Linked DNA regions of Mus musculus: region 1 is linked to region 2. A link is a loop called in an ENCODE intact Hi-C map of the cell type or tissue named here. Cell type or tissue: heart. All regions are shown on one strand. Links, peaks and the distances in the headings refer to the core of each region. The heading gives the core; the rest is flanking DNA.

Region 1 (16,398 bases), core at 4,629-12,628, 64 kb after region 2:
GTAATTAAATTTCATGATTTGATTGTTTTCTCTAAAGCAGTGATTCTCAACCTGTAAGTCGAGACCCGAGAGGGTCACATCAGTTATTTACACTAGAACTCATCCCGGTAGTGAAGTCACACTTATGAGGTAGCAACAAAATGATTTTATGGTTGAGGATCACTACCATAAATAGTCCTGGCATTAGGAAGGTTGAGAACCACTGCTCTAACAAGTGTTGAGGGTCATGTTTGCGTTAGCCAGAACCCTTGAGTGATGGGTTGTTACTCATACAGTTCTTTTAGCCTACCTGTGGCTGCTTGGAGTCTGCCCAACACAGGAGCATATCAGGAATTCACAAGAAATTTGGTCAGAGTATATGCAAAGAATTTGTCTGAGAATTTCCCTTTCTGAGATTTTCTTGCTCACCAACCAGCTGATTTTCCTCCAAACTATCTGATTTTTTTATGTAGGTAAGACCAAATTTTCTATTTTAGTTGCCCGTGAGATTGTCTGATACTTGAAAAGTGAGTTTTATTTACCATGGTTTATACTACCTGCATCTGAAATGCTATTGAATCCTTAGGTCTTAGGAAAGTTTCTCTGATTTTATGAGTGTAACTTTGGTCTAGCTTGGCCAACAACATGCATAACTAGAGTTTTTATTGTTTTGTTTCTGTTGTCTTCTGTGTAATCCATCTAGGTAGCAAAGATTCTGTGTCAAGATTAGGTTTTAGGATGTGTTTTCTTTTGTGATTATTTTATCACAGATTTCCATACATCTGCTTTCTAAAGTGCTTTTCCTTGTGTTGCCCAGTAACAGTTCTTGCTGCTTCGAATCTTTGTGGTTTCTGATAGTGTTGAATGTAAAGACTTCCACTATAGTCTCATTGTGATTCTCCTTGTATTTCTTTAATATATATATGTGTATCTACATATATATACATATATATATATATATATAATGTATATGAATACACTGTTGCTGTCTTCAGACAAATAAGAAGAGGGTATCAGATCCCATTACAGATGGTTTTAAGCCACCATGTGGTTGCTGGGAATTGAATTCAGGATCTCTGGAAGAGCAACAAGTGCTCTTAACCGCTGAGCCAGCTCTCCAGTTCTCCTTTGTATTCCTAATTACAAATGATACCCAGGACTGGCTCAGTTATTTATTTATCAACTGTAAAAAAAATTAGGGAAAATGTTTCTTCAGATTTCTTGCCTATTTAAAAATATTTTATTAGATTAATTTTTATTGTTGAATATTAAGAATTCTTTAATATTGCAGGCATGATCAGATATGTGATCTGCACATATTTTCTCAGTCTGTGGCTTGTGTTCTCATTTTGTCAAGTCTACTTACATGGGTTTTTTTCTTTCTTTCTTGAATTGTACTTTTCCATTTCAATCTAAAAAGTCATCACTAAACGTAAAGTCATGGAGATTTTTCCTTAAGTTTTCTGTAGAATTTATGCAGTATTATATTTTCAATGTAGATTTATGATCCACTTTAAATTAGTTATTTATGTGTATTGTTATTTTGCCTACATATATGGCTATGTTTCCTATGCATGCTTGATGTTCTCAGAGACCAGATGAAGCTGTTGGATCCCTGGTACTGGAATTACAGACAGCTGTTAGCTTCCATATGGGTGCTGGGAATTGAACCTGGATCCTTTGTAAGAGCAGCCAGTGCTTTTAACTGCTGAGCCATCTCTCCAGCCTCTAGGACCCATTTTTATGCCATGTTTATAAGACATATGGTACATGTTAAGAACCTTTTAGATCTTTTTGGTTGATGCTTAGTTGGTTGGTTGATTAGGTTTTTTGTTTATCTGTTTATGTTTTTGTTTGTTTTTAAAAGGATCTCACGCTGGGCAGTGGTGGCGCATGCCTTTAATTCCAACACTTGGGAGGCAGAGGCAGGCAGATTTCTGAGTTTGGGGCCAGCCTGGTCTACAAAGTGAGTTCCAGGACAGCCAGGGCTACACAGAGAAACAAAAACAAAACAAAACAAAAAACAAACAAACAAAAAAAGAGGGATTTCACTATGTCGACCTAGCTAGTTTGGAAGTCATTATGTAGACCAAGCTAATCTTCAAAGTCAGTGAGGTCCGCCTTTCCCGAGTGTTGGGATTATGGGCATGCACTAGCATACACTTTTTTGTAGTTCACAGGATTTGCAGCTGATTAGCACTGTTCATTCTTTCTCTACCTCAGTACTATACACAGCACAGCACCTTCTAGCACTATGAAAGCTACCCATTTAGGGATGAAGCTTCCAGGTCATTATCGGCTAACTTTCTCCATGTTCTTTGTCTCAATACATGTCAGCTTCAGCAATAAGTTTTTATCATCAAGGATCCTGGAGGACAACCAAGAGCAGTGACCATCACCTGTACTGTTTGTGGAGGTCTGTGAGACCCCACTGACCAACAATTAGAAAAGAGGTAACCCACACCTATCTCTGTGTTTTTGTATGGTAGCTATAGAGTCTAGGAGAGCCATTATGTCCCATGCAGGATAACTTTATTTAAAATTTTGTTATATATGAATATGGGCATATTTTCGAAAACTTCTAAGAGTTTTCATGTGGCTTTTTCAAAGGTCTTCAGTACTGATTATCCTGTAGTCCTATGTTAATGAGCAGAAGAGCCTCGTGAATATTAATGTTAGGTATTGTGACCTTGTGTTCTTGCAACATTGAGCTAGAACCCAGGGGCTTTGTGTCTACTAAGCAAGTACTCTACCTCTGAGATACTTTCCCAGCTACCAGATTATACTCTCTGTGCTATGTGTGTTTGTCAGAGCAAACCTGGGGCCTCATCTGTGCTAAGTAACAAGCTGTTATACTTGGGAATTCCAGGAATTCTCAATGTATATCTAGATTGGAGGTGATGGTGTCATTTCTTACTTTCTAGTCTATCTGCCTCCAAATTCTTCTACTTGCATATTGCCTAAATAACTTTAAGTGTGATGTTAAATGTGAATAATTTAGGATTACTCTCTAAATAGGTCGTTTAAGATACTTCTGCCTTGTTCTCCAGGTTTACAAGAAAATATCATGAGTATTATTACATGGTTTTAAAATCAACTATACTTTATTAGGTTAGGGAAATAATCTGTTTGTATTTTATATGGTTTTTATCATGCTGTTGAATGCCCCCATACACTCATTAATATGAGTGTGTGTCTTCTCATTTAGCCTTCTACTAATATGTCGAATTATATTCATTGATTTTTGAATGATTGACAAAACCCTGAACTCCAAGGATAATGCTGTTGTTGAGGTGTTATCCTTTTTTATATACTGCTAGATTTGATTTCATAGTACTGTTAGGGATTTTTGTGTCTATGTTTATACTTTTTTCTTTCTCTTTCTTTTTTGTAATAATATATGGAAAACATATGTATATATCTGTCTTACTTATGGCTTCCATAGTTGTGACAAAACACCATGACCAAAACAACTTGGGGAGGGAAGGGTTTATTTGGCTCACATTCCCATATCACTGTTCATCATTGAAGAAAGTCAGGACAGGAACCTGGAATGGAGATCAGAATCACACAAAAAAAAAGTCATAAAAATGAATGAGACCGTTGACATTTGGAAGGAAAGGTCACCACCAGCATGGAAAAAAACTCAACAAGGAACTTGAGGTTTCAAAAAATAGAAAAATAACCAAATAGAAATGCTAGATATAAAAAAAAAACAACTCAGTGAACCAATGCAAAACACAGTGAAAATCAGTACAGACCTGACTAAGCAGAAGAAAGACTACCAGCAAAGGAGGCAAGGTGGAGGAAATACTATACTCAAACTGTGAAGGAAAAGAAGTGGGCAATGTCCGTGTGCCCAGAGAAGCTTTGTTACCTGGCTTGATCTCTTCCTCAGCAATCCCAAGGTGCATTGCTGCTGTCTTGTTAGGTGTCCCATCTGTTGTGGCTTAATGGATTAGAACCCGACTCCAGTTTCCATTAAAGTCTTTGAGGTTAGGGCCTACCTTTAACGTACCCTCACGGTTTCCTAGCTGGACCTAGAGGTCCACTGTGAAGACATGTTAAGCCTCTGCTGCTTCTCCATGATGCACAGACCCTTTACTAGGGATTTCACCGTTTCATGGTAGTCTCACAAAGAGAAACGTCATCATCAGAAATGTTCTGGATTTCCAATAAATAAGGGAACACTAAAGATATTCAATCAAGTTATTTATATTTCTTCATTATATTTGTACCACAAATACATTTTAAAAACTCAAATAAACCTTAAAGATCCTTAGCATACTGGGTAGTTGAGTGGTAGATGAACCTCTATATTTTCTCTTTTTATATATAGATTAGTAGTAGAATCACATACTGATTTGGGACAGAGATATAGTCTGAGGAGTGTCTGGATAGGGGATTACATCATTAGAATGTACTTACACAACCTTGAATGGGGTGGGCCAATGATCAACAGGGGCTCTTGATGCATTGAAGATATAGTGAATTAGTTCTTTGCTAAATTCCAATTGATTTTACAGGAAACTTCTTTTAAACACAGGCATTACTGCAAACTAATAAGAATAGTATAGCAAATACATATGAACAAGAATTGCATGTGCACTTAACTGTATTGCATTCATCTGATGTGGTTAAGAAGGCAGTAGGCTGCTTTCCATTAGCATCACCACTAACCTGTGTGCTGTGCTGTGCTAAGATGTCACTGAATTTTCAGTACCATTATAATCCTCTGGGCCCACCATCACATACATCATCTCGCACTGGCCAGAACAACATAATGTAGTGCGTAACTATATCTGAGTCTTAAAGCTGGAAACCATGATCATTATTTGCACAAAATGTGGAGCAATGAAAAGTTGGAATTCATCCAAAAAAAGGCTGCAGCTAAGCCTGTTGATTTTTGTCAACCTGTTTTCCTTTGAGTTGAGTCTCCCCACATCTGCCTTTTGTCTTGGTTTGAGATATAGATAGATAGATAGATAGATAGATAGATAGATAGATAGATAGATTTTATGTGTGTGTGTGTGTATGTGTGTGTGTGTGTGTGTGTGTGTGTGTATGCTGAGTAATCCTCTTGCCTCAGCTATAGTTCATAAATTAAGATTTTTTTTCTGTTACTCTGGTTTCATACCCTCACTTCAACTAGTTCTAAAACTCCAATAAAACGACTAACAAAAAAATACCCCAGCCACACAACAGTGGGGAGTTTTCAGCGTTCTTCCATTTGTGCTTGTTTATAGCAGGAAGTAATCATCAGAATCTTTTCTGGGTACACCAGGGTGCCCCAAGTTTTAATTTCTCACTTTTTAAATTCTATAACAATGAGGTCCTAAAACAGCTAAAGAAAAATCACCATGTCAAATAAACTAATTGATGATATGTATGGAAAGATGTGGCTCTAGATCAAATTGCCCAGAGAGTGGCCAAAATTATTAAAGATGTTAAAATAAGCATTAAGGATAACCCTTCCATAAAGCTTCTTCTCCATTTCTTGACCAACGATACTCAAAAAAAAAAAAAAAAAAAAGTTAGTTAGATGCTGGCAAGATAGTTCAGTGGGTAAAGGTTCATGTTAACAAGTCTGATGACCTGAGTTCAGTCCCCAGGAGCCACATTGTAGAAAGAGAAAACTTACTCCCAAAAGCTGTCTTCTGACCTCCACGTAATATTGTGCACTTGGATGCACACACTTGCACACACACAGAGACTGAGAGGGGTAGGCTAGGGAGGGGGGAAAAGAGGGACAGAAGAGTGGGACCAGACTGATAGCTCAGCAGTTAAAGCACTTGTACATGTAGAGAATCCAGCTTTGGTTCTCAGGAACCACATGATGTGTAACAATGCTCCGTAACTCCCAATACCCTCTTACAGCTTCGTGAGGCACTACACACATGTGGTGCCCAGACATATATGCAAACAAAACAATTCATACACATAAAATAAGTAAGTCTTTATTAAAAGAATTTACATCTACTTATATTATTATGTGTTGAGGGCACACATGTGCCACACATGTGGAGTTCACAAAACAACTTGTAGGGGTATGCTCTTGCCCTCACCATATGAGTCCTGGAGATAAAACTCAGGCTTAGCAGCAAGCTGAGCTGTCTCTCCTATCTAAGAGCCAAGACCTGATAAGGAGAACCATCTTCTTCCTTCACCACTCCCCAAACCTCCTAAACTCACTTTGTGTGGAGTTCTAACACATTTCCCAATGCTTGGCTTGCCAAGATGCCTGGCATGGATGCTGCAAACATCACTGTGATATTCCTCGTAATCTCATACACATTAAACCCAAATTATTAGCCCTAAAGTCCTCAAGGTATTAAGAAGGCAAATACTACCAATAACTAGAATTGTCTCTTTTGTCTAGTAAGTGCATAGAACAGATAAACATGAAATGTCATCTCAAATAAGTCTATATTGCCAAAAATCAGAAAACAAAAGAGAATGGCTTGAATCTTTGTGACAAAAGAGAGGAAGAAGAATCACTGAGTGAAATGTTTCATGTATAAAAGAATGTGCAAGGAGAGAGAAGAAGAAATGAAAAACTTGAGGAGGGTGGGTGTGGTGGGGAGGGGACTGACATTGGGTTATAATAAAATTAGTTTAGAGAATCATTTTGTTTTCTGCATGGTAACGTTTGGTGATGTGTGATGATATTAAATTGAGAAAACCTTGGCATGTGTTATAAAGGAAACTCAAAAAAAGAGAAAGCAAATCTAAAATGTTTCCTACAGTACCAGAGATGTTGCTGGTTAACTAGAAGGCAGGTAGTTTTTTTAGAAGGTAATGATTTTTGATGGTTTGCAGCCAGACGTGTGGCCCATGTCCATAAGTCTAGCACCCAGGAGGTTAATGAAGGATAGCTGCAAGTTTGAGGCCACTATGCATTACAGAATGAATTCAGGACCTGGGAGAATAGTTAAACTCTGTGCTTTCCTCAATCACACACCACCAAAATTTACCATAATTATGCATGCTATATGTCATGTGTAAATTATTATGTAAGAAAACAATTTGACTGTACATATTTTGTGACTTACAGTGTAAAGACAAAGTAACTGCAAGAAACCTTGAACTGTATTTATAGCTTCTAAGATAAAAAGCCGGCAATTATGTTACATCTTCTTGGACTCAGGATGCTATGACTAAAAATATGAGAAGAAAAAAATAATAGCTAACATATTTAATTTTGAAATATACTACTAAACCTAAATTCAAATAATCAATAGGAATATTTGCCTTTAAAAAAAGACTATGTTTTTCCAACTTTTGTTTCTTAAAGTGAGAGAGGAAGAGAAGGAAGTAAATGGACGTACCTGTAATGTTACCTCTGCAGTCATGATTTCCAGCTTCATTTTGCTAGGGTACACTTGAGAAATGGATTCTACAAGGCACTGTGAACCTGGTCCAACCCACAGTTATAATTCCAGTCAATGGGACAGACAGTACCAAACAAACAGAGCAAGATCCACTCATTGCCAAAGTGGGTAAGTTTGAGCAATAAAAGAAAATTATTACTGTAGTTCATTTAATCACATTGAATGCATGAAAAGAATCATATGTCCATATTGACACAATGCAAAAAATGAATAAACATGATAAAGTGAATAACCTGTATCAGTTTTGAATCCTTTCATCAATGTGTTATTATTTTGATTCACTTACCACCAATGAGAAATTGACTTTATAAGTATTAAATACATAGTGTTTCCTGGCTCAAAGAAAATGATCCCTTAAGCTGTGATGAAGAAATTAAGAATCACCAAATTAAAGTCAGGTGAGTTTTCAAATATCCGTGAATAGCTTATGGCCAAGAAGATGAGAAAAAATTGCAAGGTATCATTAAACTCGATAGTCTATATTACAAGTTGTGTTACAAAATCAGTAAATGTGTTGAAATCTTATCAGGTGAAAAGATATTTCAAGATAATGTGTATCTTCAGAGTTAAAATAAAAAATGCAAGTGATCAGCCCAGGTGGAAGAGGTCCTCCCTTTAAGAGGGACAGAACCAAGTCTTGTGCAAGTTTCACCCTCAGACTTGCTTCAGTCCTACAAAATGTAAATCAGTCTCTGAAATTCGAAGTTGAGCGCAGGGAAATGGAAATAATTCTATGCGCACTTCACAGATATGGAAATAAGTCAGTGTTCTATCCACTAGGCATAAAATTCAAATTTCAGAAGAATATTAATAGCATAATGTTTGCCTTAAGTAGATTGAGAAATCGTTGTGTGTTTTCCAGTTTGACTCGAATCTCTGCCTTGGAACTTTTAGTAAGACCTGTATTTTTTCTATGTTTTAGCGTTTGGGCTTTTTTAAACGTCAAAAGGTTTTCGACCTTAATAAGAGTTTGTAAAGGGAGCGCAGGGCGGGGGAGAGGGGGAGGACACCAAGGGCTCCTATGCTCCACTTCTTCCAACTTTGCCATTCGGAAATCCGGCTGGATGTAACCTGAGCTCACTGAGGCCGCCCAGCTCCCTGAGCAGCCTGTGTTCGGGACTGCGCGTGCGCGAACGTGGCGGTGCCCGGTTCCCCCACCCCCACCCCTCGCGGGTCTTGAGCGTCGTCGTGACGCCTGTGGAGTTTCAAAGCCTTTTTAAAAAATGTCTCTCAACGGCTACGCGACGACCCTGAGACGCGGTAGCCTGCACGGAAGGGCGGGGAGCTCCTCGGTGGCCTGTGGGGACCCCAGGGCCTTAGCCACTGGCCCCCGGGCCGGGCAGCAGCCACCGGGCGGGTCCGAAGGCGCCGCCGCTCGACTTCCGGAACCCGGAGCAGGAAGGAAAAGCCCGTAGGGACTCCAACACCGACCGGCGTCCCAGGAGCTGTAGATTCCGTATCTGTGGTCACACCTGATAAACTCGCTGATATCCGCAGATCTCCAAGCCGAAGGAACAGATGTTCACACTTCCAGGAGCGGCCAGGACCAATTCCTACATCGCACCTGCCCTGTTACCTTCAAATGCTGTCTTTTGTCTTTGGAGATCACAAAGCCTTATTGCATCTGATCAGATTAAAGTTAAAATTCTGTAGATTGGACATTTACGGATAATATGACGTGCTTTTATATCTTTAACAAAACGAAAGTGCCGGAAAACACACTTTAAACTTTTAACTTATCAATAAAATGAATTCATTTAGCCCCAGTAGATTATTTTAAGCTAGTGATATTTAACACGTCTGTGTTTCTTACCTGGTATAAGCCCCCAAATACCAGAGTTTTATTTCTATGAGTTTCATAAATAAGTAGTAGCTAAGTTCCATCTACTATAAATCCGGAGCAAAGGAGAATTTGAAATCTCTGAGTCTTTCTCACAACGTAAGGTTGGGTGTGCTTTTACTGTCTTTTCCAGGGATGGAAACTCAGGTGGTGGTACAGTAAGAAACACCAGCCATCTAACCCAGAGCCTTTGTACTTTATCTCTAAAACCAGGCTTTTATCCATTTCTGAGATAAAATTTTCATTTCTAATCACAGTTTAGTATTTATCCAAAATGTAAGGTATTTGTGAAAGTATGATTCGTATTGCATGCACAAATCACAAGCCCATTGCTTGAGATCCACCATGTATCCATAGACCCAAGGGCTTTAATTGCATGTCCATTATTCCGTACTTATTTTCTTTTACAGGTATTTGAAACTACAAATGGGTTACACCCTGATTAACCCCATCATAGGTTAAAAATACTGAAATGTTGTATACGTGTGGACACAAAGTCAGCATTAAACAAAGTTAATTAAAATCATAATAAGAACTTAGGTGATAAAGGAAAGAAAGTTAATATAATGGTAGATCTTTTCAGAGTAAGGGCAGTTTCCATAGTAAGACTCCAAACTCCAATGTTTTAACTTTATAATGATATGGCATCCTTATGCACTCAACAGACCTCTCTGCTCAGATTGCCCCTCTGTAGCACTGTCATTCGGGTTAATAACCATCTCTGACATTTGCTAGGTAAAGCATTTAACATATGCATTTCCACTCATCAGTGCTTACAGCCTATGATGGGGTTACCAGGGTGTAAACCGTCTGCAGTTTTAAATACCCACAAAAGGAAACACATAGAAAGCAGTGGGTACACCATTAAAAGCCTTGAGTAGATGGCTGGTGAGTGGAATGAGCTCAGATTTGTGCATACACAGTGACTCATACTTTCACCAATACTTTGCATTTTGGATAAATACTAGACAACTTTAGAAGTGAATTATTTATGAGGTTGTCTTAAAATTAAAAATTACAAAGTAATAAATCACATTGTAATGTATTTTGTGTGATACCCAGAGGTTTAAGGCAACCTATTACTCTTATGCTCCTGAAGTCCACAATTCACAGTCCTGAACTATAATCTTATCTTTGTGATTGCTGAGCAAATTTGCAGTATAATTTCAGTGCTTTTAAATTTTGTCCTGCTTACTATTTTCCTTTTTTATTTGGGTTTGATATGCGTGCACAGAATGGGGCTTCTATTAAAATATTCCATGGCTTACATTTTTAATATTTTGTTCTCTTAATATGTTCAAAGCTACTCAACTTTTATTCCCGAAAAATGTTTACTTTAATTATTCTAATTTCTTACATAAAGCATTGAGGTGCTAACAATTATATACTATGTACAAGATGGCAGACTAAATCATATCATACCATCAAGTAGAAACCTGGAGTTTGGTGAACTTTGAGTTGTTTATATGTCTCTCCTTTATTGTCTTCTCAAAACCTGTGATTCTGAAGTCAAAGGGACACAGCTGTCACATGAAAAGTGATCACTTATCACCTGTATGCATAAAACACCTTACCAAGCAGCTAAGAGGAATAACTCCTAGCCACTTTGAGAAACGTTTTTGAATAAACAGAGCAAGGCTCTTCCCCATTCTCCCAGAGATATAGCATAAAACTGAGCGCATTTTTATAAAACAAAAAAGGAGGAATGTGTGGTTTGATGGCCAGACCCTGAATTTGTGTTCAGCATCTGCTTTTCCATATTATAGATGGGTACCAGTGATTCTGAGCCATGTCTATTTCTCCTGACTTTTCCTCTGTTTTCCCACGCTTGCTGATATTTACAGCCGTGGTCATCACAATCACCTTTGTTCCTTTCTTCCTTCCTCCAACTCTGCATTAAATTCCAGGAACTTGCTTTCTGTGAAGTCTAGAATCTGTCTTGAAGCAAACTCACACTCATGGGGTGGCTTAACTTGCCTTGGAAAGGGATATTGGGAGGTCACTGTGTTGTTATGTTACAGAGTCTTAACTTGCTGTTTAAATCAAATACAGTGTCAGAATGCTCCCTTCTGATGAACGTAAAAGGTATGTGATCTGACTTCTATAAGTGATTGTATTTGGATCAAAGACATTAAAGTTACAGATGTTAATTCTTACAAAGGTTGCATCTAATAACCCTGGCAAGTAGTTCAACAAATGTCTGCTGTTTGTATTGCAACTCTTGCAGCCAATAGCTGCTGGGAGTGATTTAATGCAGCTGGAGACTAGCACTAACAATCATTATAGCCTGAAAAGTGTGCACCAAGTTCACTGTACTTTTTTTTTCTCTTCAGTCGAAGGACTGATTAATGATCATCAGAATGTACTTGATTTTTTTTTTCTTCCATTGTATTGTGATTGAAGAATTAGTTGGAAGGTGACGTGAACTTTTGGGCAGGCCAGTACTGTTTAACGGGGGAAGAAGTTGCTAAGGATTCACTTTAGCTGTGAGCAATCGTTTCATCTGAGACTGCCAGGCTTCATCTGCACCCCCAACCCCACCTGACTTATTTTTTAAAAAAGAAACACCTTGTGGAGTAGTGATAGCACAGATGTGGCTGGTTTTGAGAATCAAGGAAGAAGGGAAAGGAACTGGGATGAAGGCAGCAATCTTCAGCCATGCTCCCAAACTTCCCTGGCTGTTCCTACTCATTTCTCCCTAGTGTCTCATGTGACTGTCCCATCTGAGGGTGTAATGCCTTCGCCTCTAAGCCTGTGTCGCTACCTCCCTCGTGAGCTGTCGCCATCGGTGGACTCGCGGTCCTGCAGCATTCCTTTGGTGGCCCCGAGGAAGGCAGGGAAGCTCTTCCTGGGGACCACTCCTCCTCGGGCTCCCGGACTGCCACGCCGGCTGGCCTGGTTCTCCATAGACTGGGAACAGGTATGTCTGATGCATAGGCTGGGCTCTGGAGGGTTTGGCTCGGTGTATAAAGCCACTTACCACGGTGTTCCTGTGGCCATCAAGCAAGTAAACAAGTGCACCAAGGACCTACGTGCATCCCAGCGGAGTTTCTGGGCTGAACTGAACATTGCAAGACTACGCCACGACAACATAGTTCGGGTTGTGGCTGCCAGCACGCGCACGCCCGAAGACTCCAACAGCCTAGGTACCATAATCATGGAGTTTGGGGGCAACGTGACTCTACACCAAGTCATCTACGGTGCCACCCGCTCACCGGAGCCTCTCAGCTGCAGAGAACAACTGAGTTTGGGGAAGTGCCTCAAGTATTCCCTAGATGTTGTTAACGGCCTGCTTTTTCTCCACTCACAAAGCATTTTGCACTTGGACCTGAAGCCAGCGAACATTTTGATCAGTGAGCAAGACGTTTGTAAGATCAGTGACTTCGGCTGCTCCCAGAAGCTGCAGGATCTGCGGTGCCGGCAGGCGTCCCCTCACCACATAGGGGGCACGTACACGCACCAAGCTCCGGAGATCCTGAAAGGAGAGATTGCCACGCCCAAAGCTGACATCTACTCTTTTGGAATCACCCTGTGGCAGATGACCACCAGGGAGGTGCCTTACTCCGGCGAACCTCAGTACGTGCAGTATGCAGTGGTTGCCTACAATCTGCGCCCCTCACTGGCAGGGGCGGTGTTCACCGCCTCCCTGACTGGAAAGACACTGCAGAACATCATCCAGAGCTGCTGGGAGGCCCGCGCCCTGCAGAGGCCGGGTGCAGAACTGCTCCAAAGGGACCTCAAGGCTTTCCGAGGGGCACTAGGCTGACTCCATCGAGCCGATGTAGAGATAAGCTTTTTGTCTCTGTTTATTTTTTTAAAGAAGTAAGGATGGTGTGGAAGAAAACATACCACTAGGGCATATTTTTAGGAAATAAAGTTACCACGAACTTCAGCCTGAAGTGCTTTTCCTAAGCATAACGGGGCCACAGATCTCATGGGCATCGCTGCTGGTAAACTAAGCCGTTTTGGGGTTCCTGGCCCTACTGTATCATTTCTGTAGTAAGGTTTGTTCCTGGATGAAAAAAAGAATGGGGGTGATGGTGGGAGGAGAGGACATCCCTGCTCCTAGGTATGAAGAACAAAGTTTATCGTGAATAAAAGGGAGACATAGGACATGGACCTGACTCTGAGCCATGTGAGAAGAGGTAGGAGGGGAAGGGAGAAGGAAGAGAGGAGAATCAGGTGTAGCAGCCCAAAAGAGGAGAAGTAACTAAATGGATTATACAGGGAAGGACAGCTGGGGAAGAAGGGCATGCCAGCCAGGACCACCCTGTACTGATAGGGATTGAGGGATGCAGGGAGAACCTGGCACCAGGTCCACTTTGTTGTGTTAAATAGGCACTTCAGCCATTTGTCCTGGGGTTGAAAACTTAGTTACTGGTAAAGAACATTTTTCCAAAAACGAATGGTACTATAGAATGCCACATTTCCCCCTGTAAATTTTCATGTTTCAAATCTCCCCTAACACATACCTAAACTCAAGCTGCAGTTTCCCTGAAACAAAACAACAAAACCAATGCTTTTTAAAGGAACAGTTGTTAACCAGCAGTGATGGAGCATACCTTTAATCCCAGCACATAGGAGGCAGAGGCAGTTGGATCTCTGATCTCTGAATTTAAGGCCAACCTGGTCTACAAATGAGTTCCAAGACTACAGGCTACTACTGTATAGCCAGGGCTACACAGAGAATCCTTGTCTAGAAAAAGCAGAACAAACAAAAATGAAAAGGGTTGCTTTCCTTTCCAGTCCATAAAGAAAGGCCATTTGTAATCACTTCCACATAAATTTTACAAATTGAATTGTTTTCAAGCAACAAAATTCTAAATGACTTGTAATAGCTTACATTTGAACGTTGTCATGAGCAGGAAAGTTGCAAAAACACTTCTACACTGGGTTTCTTTTGCTTCAGATTTGAGCCCAAAAGCAGATGGCAAAAATAAAGTTGTGTGGTGGGGGCAAATAGCAACCCAATGAAGAGGGAGGGCTGAGTTGGAAAGAAAAGACCAGTGAGATGGGATTGCTTTTTCTAGAAGTCACAACACTGGGTGCTGTGGAACTTGTCACTGGGACAACTGTGGCTTTCTCTGAGTGAGAAGAGTACATCGGTGTCCACGTGTAGAGAGGCCAGGCAAGTGCAATGGCTAGGACAGTTGGTGGCACATGCTTGCGCTAGAGGCTATGTGTATTGCAGAAAGGAGCAGAATCCTGGAGGAGGCAAGAGACATTGAATGTGTGTGGTTGTTTGGTTTGCTTTTAGGATGAAGAAGTAAATTTATTTGTAGACAAAAGCTGAGGAGACAAAGATAACTGGTGAGCTTTTCAAAACCAAACAGATGAAAGATGGAGCTATGGAAAGACTGGAGCCTTAGAGGAAAGGGAACTCTCTTCCAGGATGGGCGGGAGGCAAGAGTGGGGCCGAGAGCTAGTACCTATGTGTAGAGAACAGGCACAGTGGAAGCTCAAGGCTCTGGGCTTCTACTATTCCTGTCTACGTGGTTCAGAGGGATCTACAGAGTGATATTCTGGTCTAGAAGTGTTCCTGGAGGAAGCAAAAGGGAGCCATCCAGGACCAGGTAGTATTGAAAGAATGTTACTATCTAGGTAGCTACTGGCCAAGAAATAGGTGGCTGGCTATTGTATCTCGTTTGGGCCTTGGCAATGTAGGGACTGAGCCATTAAGCAGAAACTACACTTGTCTTTTCCTGAACTATCAGTAGGTAGTCTTAACTATCTAGACCCCTAAGCCCATTGTTAGGAAGCATCAGTAAGGGTCAGCTGTCAGCTTCCAGTCACAGTCATGCTACACAGTCACTGTGCCTGCATGGTTCTCTGCTTATAGATGCAGCAGACTAAGATCTGATCACAAAACAAATATTCAGGATAAACTGTACTAATTTGTACAAATGTATCATTATTCTCAAAACAGTATACTATAACTAATATTCACACAGCACATCCATTAAACTGGGCATTGTAATCAATGGGCAGATAATTAAGGAAAACAGGATGTATGGGTTATATGTAAATATAGTACCATTTTATGAGGGTAAAGAACTTGTGAGGGTCCTGGATCTAGTCCCCCCACCCAAGAACACTGAGAAACATTATATTCAATAAATATGAAAGATAGTCAATACTTTATCATTAAATTGATTTTGTTAGGATAGATGATTTTACCCAACTATAGTCCAAGTTAGTATTCTGAACCCATATAAAGTAGGCTATGTGAAGCTGATGGTCAGTATATCAGGAAAATTTTCAGTGATATTTTCAATTTATGATAGCCTTATTGAACCTAACCCACTGTAAATTGCCATACACCTATACTTCACTCCCCAAGAATAACCCAGGTAGAATGTTCTCCTAGAGTGTGCTTGGCCCCAGCTTCCCAGAACTACAAAACTAATTAATTTAAAATAAAGTTCCTTCTGTTTATTTTAGCAAAAAGAACTATTGTTTGCAAACCCCTAAATAGAATCATTGAAAATATAATACATTACAATCAACCTGTTTCATTCTACTATGATAAAATATTATTCTAACTATAATTAATGCCTTATTCTCGGATTGTCAACTGAGGTAAAACGTACCCTCAACAATGGTATGTTTTAAAGGCATGAAAATCCAGAATTGACTTCTAAAAGGAACTTGGTCACTACTAAGGTTAGAATATCTTCTTTTGCTGGGTGTGGTGGCACATGCCTTTAATCACAGCACTTGGGAGGCAGAGGCAGGCGGATTTCTGAGTTTGAGGCCAGCCTGGTCTACAAAGTGAGTTCCAGGACAGCCAGGGCTATACAGAGAAACCCTGTCTCGAAAAACAAACAAACAAACAAAATCATCTTTTTCTGAAAACCATTCCAAGTGACAAGAATCAGCTCTGTACATTCTGTAGCCATGAGTGCATGAGAAAGAAATCCTAGAATGCAGTGATACCCAAAGACTGGACTAGTTGCACAGGAAGAGTGTAGGGATAAGGGGGAAAGAGACCCACCATTGATAGGTCCTAGAGATACCTGAAAAAATAGATACCCATAGAATCAGAGCCCCTCGCGAAGTGCAAACGTGTGTGTGTGTGTGTGTGTGTGTGTGTGTGTCTGGGTAGGGGATTAACTCTGAGGGCAGACTAAGCTTCCAAATGTTAGTAGAGGAAGAAAGAAAGTGTTAAATGTTCCATCAACACAGAGC
Region 2 (16,398 bases), core at 7,826-15,825:
GCAAACTACAATGGAGCATATATACTATGATGTTCCTTTAGTGCAAAGAAAATATACTGATAATGCTGATTGCGAATAAGAAATCTTGAAAAATCTTGACATTAGCTATTTCTAGAAAGATCTATTGCATTGAGTTGTCAGTCCTTTGACATTGTTTGAATATGTACATTTCTCAATTCTAAAAACTATAGCCAACCCCAAACACAAACATTTGGTCATTTGTCATATACTAGAAAAATATTAAACATTTATGGCTTCCAGGATTTTGCAAACATGGTAGTTTCTCAAAAGAATTCTTATATAAGACAGACATAGAACATCATCCTTCCTGCTCCACTGAGAACCTGTAATATGCTGCTGCTATAGCAAATGAATAGGGATGTGATAAAATCACACACGCACACACACGCTTACACATACATATGCATACATATTGCTTTTGAATAGTTGATAACATATAAAAATTTCCTGAAGTCTAACATTATGACATTTAAATTATCAACTGAACCAGCCCCATTCCTCACAAAGCAGGATCTTGGAGAAATGTAACAGTGGCAAGTTCAGCAGTGGTGACAACTCCTTCCCCATGTTTGTGAAACAGCATGAGGGGTGATGGCATCAGCTTCTTCCTGAGAAGTTTGGTACAACTTGATACATTTGTCAGTCCTGGGACTTTTTGTGATGCTTTTTAAAACACTGCTTTACCCTAAGTGCTTGCTATGGGTCTATTTAAACTGTTTATATCTTTCTAAGTTTGATAGTTCATATGTGTTTATGAATATATTCATTTCTTCTAGACTTTTCAGCTAATTAAAAAAAGTTGTCAAAGGATTCCTAGTAGTTCTCCAGAATCTATTGGACTCTGATATATATCATCTCTTGTTTTACTAACTGAGGTCTTCTCTCAAATTTAGTAGAGGCTTGTCAATCTTGGTTGTCTTTCCAAAAAACCAACTGTTTGAGTTTATATATTGTTCTTTCAGTCTGTCATTAATCTCTGCCCTGACCTTTGTTGTTTCTTTTTGCCAAATGCTTTTGGTTTGGATCATTCGTGTTTTTCTAAGACTTTCATGAGATGACTTTATTATTTTTTTTTAATGTAAGACTCAGAGTTGTGAACTTTCCTCTCCTAACTAGTTTAGGTGTGGCACAAAGTTTCTGGTACGTTTTGTTTTGATCATCATTTGTCTAGAAATTTTACATTTTCCTTCCTGATTTGTTCGACGATTCACTGGTCTGTTGGCTTTGATATGGATCTTCTAATTGAGCAGGTCAATCTCCTGAGAGGTTAGTTCTTAGTCCCACTTACAAAGAAGAAAAAAAGCTGTAATAGCTGCAAGATGAAATTTTGCAAGATATAGAAACACTTAATCAATTAAAACCCTCCAATATATAAACAATGATCATGAAACTAGAAATGGTAAAACTAATGCAAAATAATTTTAAAGTTATATAGAATTAATGTAGAACTAATAAATTAATAAAATGAAGTAAAAAGAAGGGAATAAATCAGAGGAAGTAAGGCTGAGTAAGAGAAAGGAAAAATAAAAGGATAGGAGAACAGAAAAGACTAAGAAATTAGAAAAGAAAAAAGAAAAGCAATGGTGAAAATCCCTAGTAACAAGAAAGCTTAAAATGCAGAGTTAAATAAAGGGGGAATGAAAATGGACATACTAAAACAACTCCTAATGTCTCCCTATTGCTATCCCCCACAGTCAGATCATCTCTTAACCATTATCGAGCACAGCTTCCTTTGCAATAGATGTCAATTAACACAGAATCCCTAACCTGGTCAATAATAGTTGAGTGGTCAGCCCCCAAGTAGACATGAATACCTCATCCCTAGGTTCAGGGATCTTTCTAGAAGAGAAGACAAAAAGACTAAGAATTAGAGATAATAGATAGTGACAAGGAAACATGTCTTCCAGACACAAATGGCAGACACAGGTATGAACTCACAGCAATTGGGACCACATGCACAAGGCCTGCAAAAGCTCAGCCAGATAAAGACCCAGTATTAAAGGGAAAGGTGGGTATATAATCCCATCACTAACTGAGAAGCAGATTGGCAATGATGGCTCACTTCTTTAAATGTTACCTAGAGGACTGATCACCTTCCAGAACAGGCCAAGACTGCAACAAAAACTAGACTACTGGGAAAGAGTTCAATAGATCTCAGAGTTGCGTAAGAAGAGATGGGAGGGCTGAAAGGGTGGTAAGAGAAGCAGTTAAGGGCAGAGAGAATGTGTTCAAAATACAGGGTATGGAATCCTCAAAGGATTAAGACAAAGTATTTTAAGAATGGAAACATGAGATTTAAAAGAAAATAATACAAAGTTAGCATACTACCAAAAATAGAGAAAAGAAGGGCAAATAGGAAAGAGGTGGGGGGAGCAATAATATAATAAATACATAAAATATTTCCCAGTTAAAAAAGCAAAGGCTAAAGAACTCACCACTAAACTGGGTTGAATGTACACTAAGTGTTTTATACATATATACAATTACAAAATTAACTTCCAAAAAATATTTCCCAGTTAAAATAAAATAAAACTATTACAAACAGTGGTGACAAAATATCTTAGAAAGTCTACGATACTCAGTTGGTTCTGGGAAGCTTGATATGGTGGAACATGTCTGTAATCCCAGCACTGAAGATGCTGAGGTAGGAGAATAGTTCAAAGCCAGCTGGAACTATCACAACCTGTCTCAGAGGAAGATTAATAAATAAGCAGTGCAATATGAACTTGAACAACTCTACTGAAATTGTCAGTTTATTTATAAAACAGCAAAGAAGTAGGGAATTACTGAAAACAAATGTTGAATTGAACTGTTTTGTCTGGGTGTAACCACTAGGTTCAAATACACACACACACACACACACACACACACACACACACACACACACACACACAAACACACAATTTCAGGGTTTGGTGCTCCAAACATACAAGTAAGGGGTCTAAGGAGATGTTTGAATTGGTAAAATACTTCTTATGCAAGCTCAGGCATCCAGTACCCCTGTTTAAGAAAATCAGGTGTATCTCTTGCTTTGCTGTTGCTGTCATGAAATACCATGACCTTAAGTGATGTATGGAAAAGTTGATTTGAGCTTATGGTTCCAGGAGAGTGCACAATGATGAGGGAAGACATGGCTGCAGGCAGTTGGAACAAGAAACTGAGAGATCACTTATTCAAAATGAAACAAACAAACAAACAAGCAAACAAACTGGAAGTGGGGTGAAGTTATATATCCTCAAAGCCCTTCCCCAATGATGTACTTCCTCATCAAGCCTCCGCCACTTAAAGGTTCCATAACCTCCCAGACAGTCCCCTCACTCAGGGACCAAGGGTGCATATACATGAGCCTTTCGTGGTACATTTCTCCCTCTAACCACCACAGCAGGCTGCGGCGGCACATACTTATAACACCAGCACTACAGACAGAGACTGCGATTCCTAGAGCCCACTGTGCAGCCAGCTTAGCCTAAATGAGATACCATCATAGACCTCTGGCCTCCACATACAGACACAAGTGTACACACATATTCACAACTCCCATGTAAGTTTGTCATCAGAGTGCTTCATAGAAAATACACTTAACAGACATAGGTCATCACAGAATAGTGACACTGATACAAAACTAAAATAATCAAGATAAATGTGTTAGCCCAAGGATAGATGTATACGGTTTCCCCAGAATAGATTGCAGACTATAACTACTTACCATGTATAATCAATGATTTGCAACTAAGATGCTAATTCAATGAGACAAAGAATAGTCTTTTTTAATACCTGTTGAGAAAACCAGATAGCCACGGGTAAAAGATGAAAGTAGACATTCACCTGAGACTTTACATCAAAAGTAACTCAAAGCAGAAAGATGCTTTAATGCTATGACCATAGACCTCTCAGAAGAAAATAGGTGTATATTACATGTAAGCCTTCATGACCTTACATTTGGCAATGCTCTCTTAGATTAGGTACCAAAAGAGGGGGAAAGGCACTGCATAGATTAATATTCTAACATAATGTTGCTTAACTTACAGTCACAAAAAATAAAACTGAAAAAAATATGATTCATAAAGATACCTTAAGTGGAAATCAATCCACAGATGAGGAAACTATTCAAACCCTTTTATCTAGTATCTTACATCTAACGTATGTAAAGCACTCAGACAAGAGTGTCCTGGGGTCTCATGGAACTGTATCTTGCCTTGATAACATTTCTCTGAGACAAACTTTTTTTTTTTTGGTTTTTCGAGACAGGGTTTCTCTGTGTAGCCCTGGCTGTCCTGGAACTCACTTTGTAGACCAGGCTGGCCTTGAACTCAGAAATCCGCCTGCCTCTGCCTCCTGGAGTGCTGGAATCAAAGGCGTGCGCCACTACACCCAGCTTCTCTGAGACAAACTTTGACTCCTTATTCTGACTTCTAATCTCCCTTCCAGCAATAATGTCTGGGACCTTTTCTTAGTAGCTTTGATTTCCAGGTTTGTTGTTGCTGGGTTGGGTTGCGTTTTGGTTTTTTGCCATTTTGTTTGGCAGTTAGGTCCATATGACTAATCAGCCATAATTTGTCAAAATTATATCACCAACGTAGAGCTCTCTGGTCAATTTGTACCTAAAAGCCTCCTACCACTTTTCCCTGGACAATGTGGATCAATAAAGTGTGGACAACATCTATGAGTTGATTGAGTGGTGATGCCAGAGGGGCATGCTCAGGAAGCTGCAATCGCAGCTGTCATGGTCATGGCTCAGGGCTGTAATACCATTGGGAAGTAGAGGCAAGAGAATGAGAAGCTCAAGATCATCAGTTCAAGGCCAACCTAGCTTCATGAGATGAGAGAGAGAGAGAGAGAGAGAGAGAGAGAGAAAGAGAGAGAGAGCGAGTGACTCCCTCTCCCAAGTCAAAATAAGATAAAACCGTGGAGGCCATAAGAACCATCGAGGATCTGGAAAACTGAACAGCTGGACCAGATCCTTTCTGATCTTGTGTTGGTTCTGCTTGCAGCCTTCCATCTCTGTGCAGGCCTAAAGAACTCCTTTCCAGATGAGGTGAAGCTCATCAAGATGTGTCTGTCATCACTTGACCTCACAGGCTGGTGAACTCCTGGACTACATGGGGCACGTATCTCTTCCAGCCAGAGCTCATCATCCTCAAGCACAACTAAAGGCCCCAGAGCCTTGCAGTTTGTCTGCATCAGGACCCTCCACCGAGACTCGCATCAGGCCCCAGACAGTCTCGTGGTCGTACCGGAGCTCCTCCAAAGTCAGTTTCTGTATGAGAAGGCATGTAAGAAATGTTTACCACCAGAGAAATGCAAACCACTCACAGCCATTAGGATGGCTACCATCAAGGTCAAAGGTGCTAAAGATGTGGAAACTGGCATTCTGACTGGTGCTCAGACTGAAAAGCCCATCAGCGACTTAAAAGTTAACAGCTACAGTATAACTCAGCTTGGTACCAAGGAGAAATACTCAGATGAGAGCACTGGTGGTTAAGAGGTAATAAAAGTACTTATAAGGCAGAAATTATAAACATAAATAAATGAAAAACTTTAAAGGGTTATATCAACAAATAGCTACAAAATGATTACACTAGTATTAAATTAAAAAAAAGAAAGAAAGAAAAAGGAAAGACAAGAGGGCTTGTAGGTACAGCGCAGGAAAAAGTTCATTGTAGGTAAAAGGGAGAGCATAACCAAATAGCCATAGCAAAGGCATCTGGGAGAGTACAGAGTGAGCATGACTAGACTGAGCCAGGCCGTGTGAGAAGAGTGGGGGTGGGGGAGGAGCCAGACCAAGGGGGTAGGGCAACCAAAATGGTTGCATTATGTAGGTTAGGGTGCTGGGGTAAAGAAAGCCCAGATCAAGGCTGGAGAAATTTGAGGTAGTGGGCAGGGTAAGGACTGAGGGATGCTGGGAGAAACTGGCAGCCAGGTCTGCTTTGATATGTTAAGTAGGCACCCGTGTTTTGAGACCTAATAAACATGTAAAGTCTGGTTTCCCATATCCCCCATCTCCAACGGAAGGAACCCAATGAAGAAGTCAATTTAGACTCTCTCCACACGTGGGGCTGTGGGTCTCTGCACCTGCTCCCATCTGCTTTCATCCCAGGAAGCCTCTCTGATGGCAACTGGACAAGGCACCAATTCTAGGTCTCTGAGCTATCCAGTCTCTGGTTCTTGGTCATCCAGGCATTGTAGGGTATGGGCTTCCTTTCCGGGCGTGGGCCTCAATTAAACAAAACTTGGCCACTCCCACAAGTTCTGAACAAAAAAAAATATTCTCAATCCATTTTTTACTCAGGACCATATCCAACAATCAAGGTCAAGCCACATGATATCCCATTGTTCAGGAGGCTGAGTTGTGAGGACCACTAAGTTCCAGGCCATGAAAAATAAAATAATATAAAGATTCATCTGGTTTTAAAACCTCTGAGGCTAGGTTTCAGACTAGACAGTTGATTGTTAACACCCATTAAAAAGATGTCCTGATTCAAGCCCAAATGATGCAAAGGGACACAATAATTTGCTGACTTCCTAGAATAGAATGTTATTAAGTACACAAGAATCTATGAAAAAGCAGTGGGAATAAGGAGAGTTCCTGTGTTATCATTAGGGAAAGGTAAACTCTAATCTCACCCACACTGATTCATCCAATAAACTCCATGCCTCCTGTGCTCTCGTTCTGAAACTAGAAATCCTACTTCTAGGAATCGTTTCTTTCTTTTTCATTATTTATTTCTGCCTATTACTGTGGTCCATGAACTGCTGCTATGGCCTTAGGTGATCCAAAAATTCATGGAGTTTTAGCCAGAATCCTGGAATCAAGCCTGTCCCTAAAGAAGTAAGGCTCTTGTGTACTCTATTCACTCGGTAGTCTTCCTGTGCCCATTTACCTCCTAGTCAATGGACTAACCTTAAAGATGGTGGATGTAGCAGGGCAAGGACTTCCAGAATGATCCCCAGGCCTATGGCCCACCATGAATCTACCTACCTGCCAATCACCTCTCCACCTCATTACTCAGTTTAAACACAGCACTATTTCCTCCATCACTGTGTTGCTTGCAATCATTTCCTTTCCTGAGGACGACCACTTTTCTAACAGCCACAGGAGCCTGTTCTCATGCTAAATCTCTTTCCAGGCCTAAAAGAGCCCAAATTCTACAACAGACCTTCCTAATAGTCCTGTCCTTCTATGAGTGACAGTGTGGCAATAACATTTTTGTCACAGCACTGAAAGCAAACACCAAAGCCTTAAGGCTAGCTGAATTGTCTCACCACGTACAACTCAAAGTTGCCTGGGATGGAACCAATAAAGACTTAAGATTTCAGCAATCATTGATTAAAAAAAAAAACAAAAACAAAAAAAAACCCCAAAACATGTTTCAAGTTATAGAAACAATTTTAATGCAAATACTCAGTAGGGCATCTTTTGCATTGCTCCCAAAATTTCGTCTCTTTCTGCTGCTGTAGGCATAGATGGCTGAACTCCATTTTGTCTTCTTTGGATCATGACAGAATTCTATACATAGGCATGAAAGAAAACACCAAAATCAGTTACATATTAAATGGTAATAATCTGACAGTAATTTTCAGTTGTTTCTTCAAAAAGAAAATACTAAAATCTAAGTTTTAAAACTCCAAAACCTACTTCTAAAACTCCAGATGTTTCAATCTATTAACATTTACACTGAAGAGATTATGCACCCAGAAAGCATTGTTAGCAGGAGTTGGGTTAGGGATATGACATTTAGTATATATACAGGAGTATATACAGTCCACTTACAAAAGCTGTGCATAATTATGAAGTGAAACTGAGTCTATCAGAAAAGGAAGGACCTGGATCCAGTGCTCAGGGCTATTTTATGACTAAAGATACTCACCTAGGAAGACTTATTGATATTAAAGGTTGAGTCTTAAACCTTGGAAAAGAATGAAACAAGCGCTCAAGGATGCCACAGAACTAAAATCCCACTCAGAAGATAAGGTCAAAGAGTAAGTGTACCTACAGCCATCACTGGGAAACTGTGGATTACTGGTTATTCTCAGCTACGGCCACAAGCCTAAGAAGCTTGAGAAGTTGGGCTTACCCAGAATCGCCGGCAGTTTTTGTACTTCAAGAAGTAACTGGAACACCTTTCCCTGTCATAGTTATTTTCATCCATGCATCTGGTAGAAGCATCAGATTCCTTAAATATGTAAGAGATCATCATTTAAAATGTAGAATGTGATCTATTAAAGACCCAAACACAAAGACTTCTGAAGCTGTTTTCCCCTGAAAAGATATCAAATGGCTTATTTTTGTGCATGGTGGTGGGAAGACTTATAAAAATAATAGCCAACTACTCCAGAAATCACTCAACTTAAAAAAGACATCTTTTTTGCCCAGTCTGGGCCAGTTTTCTAAGCATCTGATCACATGAGTTTGAGTCAAAGCCCTGATCATGGTCATTTGTTCCAGGAGCTGAAGTAAGGTATCAGGAGCTCTGAGCATGGCTACACTGCAAGCAGCAGAAACCAGCCTCCCACAGCTCAGTGCAGCTCTCCTGGCTTTCCCTAGATCTCAGTTTGACTAGATGTTTTGATCTTAACGCTTGGTTTGAGGTTCCAAGTAAATTACACAAGTAAATGATCTACATCAAGGCAACCTAAATTAACAGCACCCATCTTGGTGCACTTTTGGCTATCATTCATTCACTCCGTTATGCAAGCATACTATTACACAGGCAGCTTTAATAGTTATCATTAATGTGACTTCAAAAAGAAAGCAGCACAAGGCCATGAGTTTAAAATGAAGTAGGTACTACTGGTAATTAAACTTAAGCTGCCTGAACTAGAAGCAGATTGTACAACAAGCTTCAAAGTGAAAGGTAGGACTATGAGAAGTTATCTAAAATAAAGTTTCAAATACGCAGGGAATCTGCTTCACAGGCCTAAAAAAACTATCTTGCCTAAACAATACTTAATGCTGGAAACAGATGATATAAACCAATGGATGTATACTGTGTAATGTGTATTTTTGAAAACCCCATAAAGGATGGTGGATTAATATTCCTCATAGCAACAATATAGTATTTACATTGTATTTCTCAGGAATGGCAAAGCCACAACAAAGTGTTGCAAGCTATATCCAATTAATGTCAACAAAAACTTATTTTTGCAACACAATGCTGTCTATAAGATACCTTTGTGAAAACCATTGAGCTTAACATAAGCTAATCCTACTGTGAACCCATGACTCAAGCCAGGCTGTCTCAAAGGCAGATTAAATAATTGCTGTGATGAAAACCATTGGTTGTAAATTTGCTGTACTGTCCCATGTGTAGACTAAGGACTTTCCTTAGTGCTACATATACAAGTTTTACAGTGACAACCAAACCCTGTTTATTCCACAGTTAAGCAGAATTGAAGAACAGAGTCTTTGTTAGGCACATTTTGGTCATTTTTAAGTGTTATAGTGAAATAAAATACACTGGCCAGGAATATCTTTTTCACAGAAAAATATTTTATTCAATAACTGCTTAGGACAGATACCCACAAAATTAATATTGGTTTTTCCAAGTTAACCCTCATGACAATGAAAAGCAAAGCACCCTACCGACAAGCAAGGGTTTATGTCAGGATCTCTCAGCCGCCGAGTGACCATGGGCATCTTGTCTTCTTACTGAAGGCAGGCGACAGAAAAACAGGTCAGAAGGAAATGACCAGAAAATGTCATCAGCCCCACAAGTACTTTTAATTTAATTTACCCACAAAATTTAATTTTCAAAGTAGAAGGTACTCTATAGGAAACAATGAAACACACACAAACAAAAGTCAAGTTACTGCTTACTTAACATTCTAAAAAGCCATAGTTAAAAAAACAATGAATGAATTTTTCAATTCCCTTTCTACCTTCTATGTAGATTAATACTTTCCATGGGTTGAAGGAGGTCAGAGAATGCTACTGTGGCTCAGTAATTTTCCAATTTGAGTCTTAAAAATACAGCTTTGCAAAGGTTTTATCCATTAAAGACATCACATTACCCTAAGAGCCAATTAGCTATTGGAAGTCAAGTCATACACTTTATGAAGTCAGCCAATCAGTCATGGTCAAGTACAACTGCTCTTCAAATCCCAGTTCAAATGAAACTGTACAATTCTCTTGCAGGGGAAGAGGTTAAAAAAAAAAAAAAAAAAAAAAAAAACACAAGTCACAATTATTTGAGAAAGGGCTTCATTTATCTCAATATATCGATAAGGTATTGATGAGCCACCCACCATCTTTGAAAAAACGTCCTCTACTTAGCTTAAGGGGCTGATCTGGCTTACACACCCAAATGCTACTCTAGTTTAATCACTTTTCTACCGAAAAATCAAAGCAGATGCCAGAGAAATAAGGCAGTATGAAGTACACAACTCTACTGAATTAAAAAACAGAACAAAACAAACATGCATGGGCCTTTTCAGAGAAGTCCAACGTTTTGTATGAAATGTCACCAAAAACAATGTTAAACAAAATAATGTATATTCCAGAAAAGTAATTCAAGCCCATAAACTCTTAAGAAGTGAACATATTCTGAATCAATGGCCATCCAGTCCAACTTCTTCCATTCTGGTAAAGATCGGGATGTCTAAGCTAAAGGAGCCCAACTTTTCCCGGAGATAGAATCTGATTACTCTGAGTCCTTTAACTTTCAGTAATCACCAAATAATCATTTATGCCATGAACTTCATTGAAAATACCCAGCCAGTAGAAGCGTCTTGACAGGAAGGGCACTCAGTACAAAGTCCAACTATCTCTAGAAGCCTTTCCTCTTCGGAAGATAGTTTACAAGACTGCCTCTTCCTGAGAGAATACCAGAACTAAGAAAATCTACAGTCTTCTCTTCATGTCTCCCACAGAGCTCCGCTTGATCGTTCATGCATATAATAATCTCGACAATCTGATACGAACACAATTCACACTGCGTCCTGATCATGAGATTCTGTTGTTTCATTATCATCAGCCAGAAATTCTTTTAAAAAGTATCCACACAAAACAGGCATCAAATTTGCTGCTTCAGGCTATTCCCGTTTTACTGCTTTTTATTCTGGATACTAAATGCACTATAAACATGGTTTTCCTAATGTCACCTCCTTCGTATGAATTCCTGTGTTAACAGAAAAGGAAGAGGAAATGTCAATTTACATGGAGGAGTGTGGCTGAAGGACAAGATGGAGTGCCCTGCTAAAGAGGCCTTATCTGTTTACTTTTTGAAGGTGCAGGAGTGAACAACTGTTACAACACTGTACTACTTCCAAGATGACATTCAGAAAGAAAACCAGCCTGAGGGAAGACTGCAAACCTACAGCACATCTGAGAAATAGTGCTAAAATCTACTCTAAAGGGCAAACTGCTTACCAAAAAAGTTCCTGATTTCCCACTCTTCGCAGCTTTGATCCGCAGTGGGGGAAGGGCACGTTACTGAACAAGTCCAGGCCCCCCAGGCTTCTCAGAGTCTGGTCTGTGAGTGTTAAATCCGGAAACAGAAATACAGCACACCATAAACCTGGGTACAGAGTACCAGGGACAAAATGTCAAAGTACACATCACAGGGATCTGAGAGGTCGGAGACGAATCTCCAAGAATGTAACTCCCGGACCGCACCGCCTTCCGAGGTGCCGCGCCGCAGAATCGGACGGTGGAGGGCGGGCACAGGTAAACACCACAAAAGGGGCTGGGAAGGAAGGGGGCGGCGTAGAGCGGGGACCTGGGGAGGGCAAGGAGGGGAGTGACACAATCCGGGGTGCCCAGACCTGCATGGGGTCACCTTCCGCTGCCCCGGCCGGACGAATCGCGTGGCGTGAGTAGCGGCAGGAGCATGCCGCGCCGCGGAGGGTTTGGCGCCACGAACTAGGGTCTGCCCTCGGCGCAGTGCTGTCCCGGGCCTGCTGTCCAGGGAGGGAGGGGCCGGAGACCACTCACCACAGGCCACCACTCAGCCAGCACCCGGGCCGGCTGCAGTTCCAAACACGTCAGTGGCTCACGCAGCAGGACCTTAAGTAGCGCGCACCCCAACGTGCTGCCCCCGCGCCCCCCGTTCCAGCTTGTCCAATCCACGCACGCCGCTGCCAGATTGACAGGCGCGCGGAACTCTGTGAGGTTGGGGCGGGCTCAGTTCGCTCCGCCCCCGGGCAGCGGGAGGAGGGCTCAAGCAGGAGGAGCGGGTGGGACGGCGTGAGACCCCGCCTTCTCCCCGCCCCACCGCGCCCCCCGCCCTTCAGCATCGCTCTTACCACTTCGGCCTGATGGGCAGCCACGTCAACCAATGAGCTCATCTGGACCCGGCGGCGGCCGCTCGGACTGGCCAGGCCCTGGGCGGAGCGTGAGGAGGGCGGGCACCTCGGCGGGCGGGGGCCAGGGCGGGCCGGCGGGCGGGCGCGGGGCGGGGGCGGGGGCGGCGGCCGAGCGGGCGGGGGGGGGGGTGGGGGGGGGTAGGAGGCGGCGGTGGGCGCGACGTCGGCGGCTGCGGCGGCGGCGGCGGCGGCGGCGGCAGCTGCAAGTTGAGCTGCAGGGGCAGCGCATACACTACAATGGCTGCTGGAAAGAGGCGTAAGGAAACAATTTCCAGGCCCGCCGCGTCCAGCCCGAAATATGAGAAAAAAATTATTAGAAATTCCGCGGGCGGTGTAAAGGCGGCGGACGGGCCGGAGGGAGGATGTTAAAGCTCCGCGGTGAGTTCTCCGGGGGTCCGGGGCGGCGGGGAGGCGTTTAGCGGGAGGAATATCAGGGTTATTTAAATTATGGGACTAGCCGAGGGGGCAGAGGAGCCGCGGCGGCGGCAGGAGGAGGAAAAGTTTGTGCTACTCCCAGCCCCTGCTCAGGACCCCAGAGAGAAAAATAATAATAAAAAATCAAATAAAATCGTGCGGCGGGGCTGCAAGGACTCCCGAGGTCGCTGCTGACAGGGCAGGGGGCGACGCGACTGGGGACCCGAAGGTGAGGTCGGTGGGAAAAAAAAAACCCTTTTATTCAGGGTCTGGAAAGTTTGAAAAGTTTTCCTCCTCCTCCTCCTCCTCCTCTCTGGTGCTGTGAATATTGTGACAGCGGCAGCGGCAGCAGAGAGAGCGGAAGACATTAGAGACCCGAAAAATAAGGGAAAAATTAATATAAATTCGGTTTTGAGAGGAAACTCTCCGCGTTTTCCACCAAAACATCCCGGGGGAAGGTCGCTTCCCAGAGGGCCTGGCGGAGACCCGCGGTCGGCAATATTTGGGGGGTACTGGGAGTGACTTGGGGTAACTTTGCCCCCTTTTCCGAAGAGGTTTTTCTTTTCTGGAGAAATGCATTTGTTTTTGCCCTCCTGCCCAGGTGGGAGAGCCGAGTCGGGGTGCGGGGTCCGCGGGGCGCCGGACCCAGCCGGGTGGCGACGGGGGCGTAGGGGGAGGGGGTGCTAAATGAAAGCAGGAGATCGGGACGGAGCAGGGACAGCTTGTTGTCAGTATCATAAACAACCAAAATGGAGGGAGAACTCAGGCATATAACCAAATAAAAATTGTTAAAAAATCGCAAAAAATCCCTAAAAATCCGGGATGCGCCCCCCTTTCTCGCCAAAGGTAAAAGTGTGAACCGCCTTTCCCCTGAAGTCCATTTGGACTTTGCAGGGACCAAGGAGTTAATATTTATTTATTTTTTAAAACTTTCGAAGGGCAAAAGCCTTTTATAACTCCACCGACAATGAGAAAACGTGAAAATCCAATGCAAGAGAAGCAGGGGGAGGGAGGGGGAGGTGGTAGTGCAGAAACTACTAAACTTATTGGTAATGTGGACTGATCTGAGATAAGATAAACACTATATTTGCTATTTTATAACTCCCTTTTAATGATCTGTGAGGAGGTTGCTTTTTGGGGTAGGAAAAAAAGTGATGCCATTTTCTTAATAGAGTTAATATGTGTGATTGGAAGAATAAACCTTTCCGGCTTTAGATTGCATTTTCGTCGCATTTATGCCTCGGGTTTTGTTAGTGGCTCCCTCCTTTCTTTAAGCTGGGCTCTCCAGAGGAGGGGTGGAAAGGTGCTGTTGCCCAGAGAGACTGGAGGGCAAGACTGGCGAACCTTCTGGGGAGGGGTGGGGAGTTGTTTGGTTTCTCCCTTCCTGGCTCGTTTGCTTCACCTGTTCGCCCTCACTAAGGAATGTTGGACTGAAGTTTTCTGGTTTTATGTATATAAAAGGATGGTGCCTCTTGCATCACATTGATGTTAGTGGGAAAGTGCTGCTGATGTTGGTTCCACGTGGGATCTGGGACAGAGCAGGGCATTTTAAAGGGACAGCTTCTCTTTTCTTAGGGTTTTCATCACCTATGCAGACTTACAGAGGACCAAAGTCAGAGGTGCTGGAAGTGTGTGGTGATGGAAGAGCCTTCTCTTTCCATTACTCAAGTGCACCCCCCGTTTAGGAGTGATGGAGGGAGAGGAGGGATAAACAAGCCCAGCAGAAGATGGATGTGTGTGTGGCTTAGTTTTCATCCACGCTGTTCTTTTATGTAACAAGCCCTCCCAGAAACTTTTCATGTTACATTGCTTTGCTCTGGAAGCTGATTTTGGAAAGAATTGTGGAAAAATGGAAAAAGTTGAAGGTGTGTGGTGTAATGGTATAGCATTATTGAACACTTATGAATTCTGTGCAGTGAGATCAAAGAGCCATGTATGCCCATAATGGGGGTTTACAGCCATTTTGTAAAATACCTAATGCTCAGTTTGGCTTCAGGTACACTGAGGACTTCTGGTTGAAACTTACAGGCAAAGTGGTGGAGACTCCTTAACATTGTAAACAGTAGACATTTCTGGGGAGGCGGGAGTGGCTCTCATGAAGACCATGGAAAAGTTTATATATATATTTCAAAATTATATATAGTCCATCCTATGCATATGTTATAACTTTGCACTTTGAAAATGAAAATGCTTGGATATCCTGAAACCTATGGATTTGTATCTTTTCCGCTGAAATGATTTGTGTTTACCAGGAAATGTTTGCTAATCGTTAGCTCCTATCTGCTCTTGTGTCTGCTCTTGTGTCTTAGATGTCCGCAGTATTTTCAAAAGGTAAAATGTGTACATTGTTAACTGTACAGTATTTAAGATTACAACTAATCTGGGATGGAAACTACTTATATTCAGTTTCCACAGCCATATAGAGTTTGGGAAATAAATCTCTATTTTGCTTTGTTTTTACAATTTATAGAAATGGACCAAAGTAAGAACTGAGTTTTTAGACTTCTTAGGTAGTGTTCTCTTTTGCCATACTGCATAAAAATTATTTTGTGACAATCCATTGTGTGTTAGTTCCTGTTTCTAACTGACTTTTCTCAGCACTTTCTGTCCATACCTACATGAAAACAGTATCAGTGACCTGTGAGCACATCATCTTGTGGTTTCCCACTTTGGGAACAACTACAGCTTTCTAAGAAGTCACTAAGGAAAGCACAGGGGCACAAATCCCTGTGAAATCCTGATGCTTGGAAAGAGATTAAAGTCTCAATGAAGAAGATGACCCCTCCCCACCATAATCTTGTGTCCAAAGATTTCAGAATTCCATCACTACTTACAAAAAAAAAAAAAAAAAACCCTCTGAAGTTTATTTTGCATGTTCATTATGTTGCTGGCTCAAGATAGTTACTCTGACTATAAGTAGTCAGGATTATACTTTGTGCTTAAAATGCATGAGACTTTCGGATACTGAGCGGTTGCCACTTTGACAAACCAAATACAATTACCAATAAATTCAGTGTCAGTAAAAGTCAAGGCAAGTTTTGCTTTTGGTTCTGTTAGCTCATTGAGCTACTGAAGGTGTTTGGGCACTTAAAAATAGGATCTCATTCTTTGTTGTCAACCTCAACACAAGTTCACCTATTAAAATAGAGGTTATTCTTTCTCATATAGAGTAATATACACTTTGTTGGGGTTTAGTAAAACCAGCTCTTTTTGAAGTTAAAAAAAATACACTCATAATGTCCAGATGAAAACCTGTAACTCTTAGAGTCTTGCTTAGATAGGGAGTAGCACAAGAGCTGAGTTGAGTTGATTGTACTAAGGCTTTTTGATGCTTAGAAACCCTGCCTGTTGAACTTCCTTTGCTGGAAGTCCTATTAAATTATACCAATACAGAGAGATAGTCTAAGGACAGCAGCCCATGCTCCATACGACCTCACTTACAGTTAGAGAAACCCCACAGAGGAGAATTCTTCTCTGAGACTTAGATGCCCAGTGGCACTACTGAAAATTCTGAAATGATTATTTCCTGCAGTGGTGGATGATATAGTGAGTGTGGGATAATACTGATAAAACCCCTTATCTGTGTATTTATTTATGATAATCAAAATAGTTCAATAAGCAGACATTTTCTAGTTAAAGTAGTTGAATTTTCCTTTATCA

The links. A loop is a pair of places that touch in the nucleus more often than their neighbours do. Peaks named below come from ENCODE experiments on the same cell type or tissue, not always from the same donor. Only the 100,000 strongest peaks of a DNase experiment are listed, where the experiment ranks them.
Region 1: a loop joins it to region 2, with 6 times the contacts of the local background. A loop is called at or near these places in 8 of 42 quality-filtered maps.

Annotation. Positions count from the first base shown.
Region 1 is chr4:3,867,361-3,883,758 of GRCm38, reverse strand. Mos (Moloney sarcoma oncogene) reads left to right here and starts at 11,654. Exons shown (of 1, transcript NM_020021.3): 1 at 11,654-13,101. The coding sequence starts at 11,945. The coding sequence ends at 12,976. In heart, for the core only: no CTCF peak of the experiment used is centred there; a DNase peak (open chromatin) is centred at 8,488; H3K4me3 peaks cover 2,208 bases; H3K27ac peaks cover 2,038 bases; H3K27me3 peaks cover 447 bases.
Region 2 is chr4:3,934,518-3,950,915 of GRCm38, reverse strand. Plag1 (pleiomorphic adenoma gene 1) reads left to right here and starts at 12,511. Exons shown (of 6, transcript NM_019969.3): 1 at 12,511-12,702. Chchd7 (coiled-coil-helix-coiled-coil-helix domain containing 7) reads right to left here and starts at 12,028. Exons shown (of 5, transcript NM_181391.4): 1 at 11,785-12,028; 2 at 11,390-11,537; 3 at 9,605-9,670; 4 at 8,097-8,195; 5 at 7,390-7,528. The coding sequence starts at 9,658. The coding sequence ends at 7,424. In heart, for the core only: no CTCF peak of the experiment used is centred there; DNase peaks (open chromatin) are centred at 12,185 and 13,365; H3K4me3 peaks cover 4,492 bases; H3K27ac peaks cover 3,462 bases.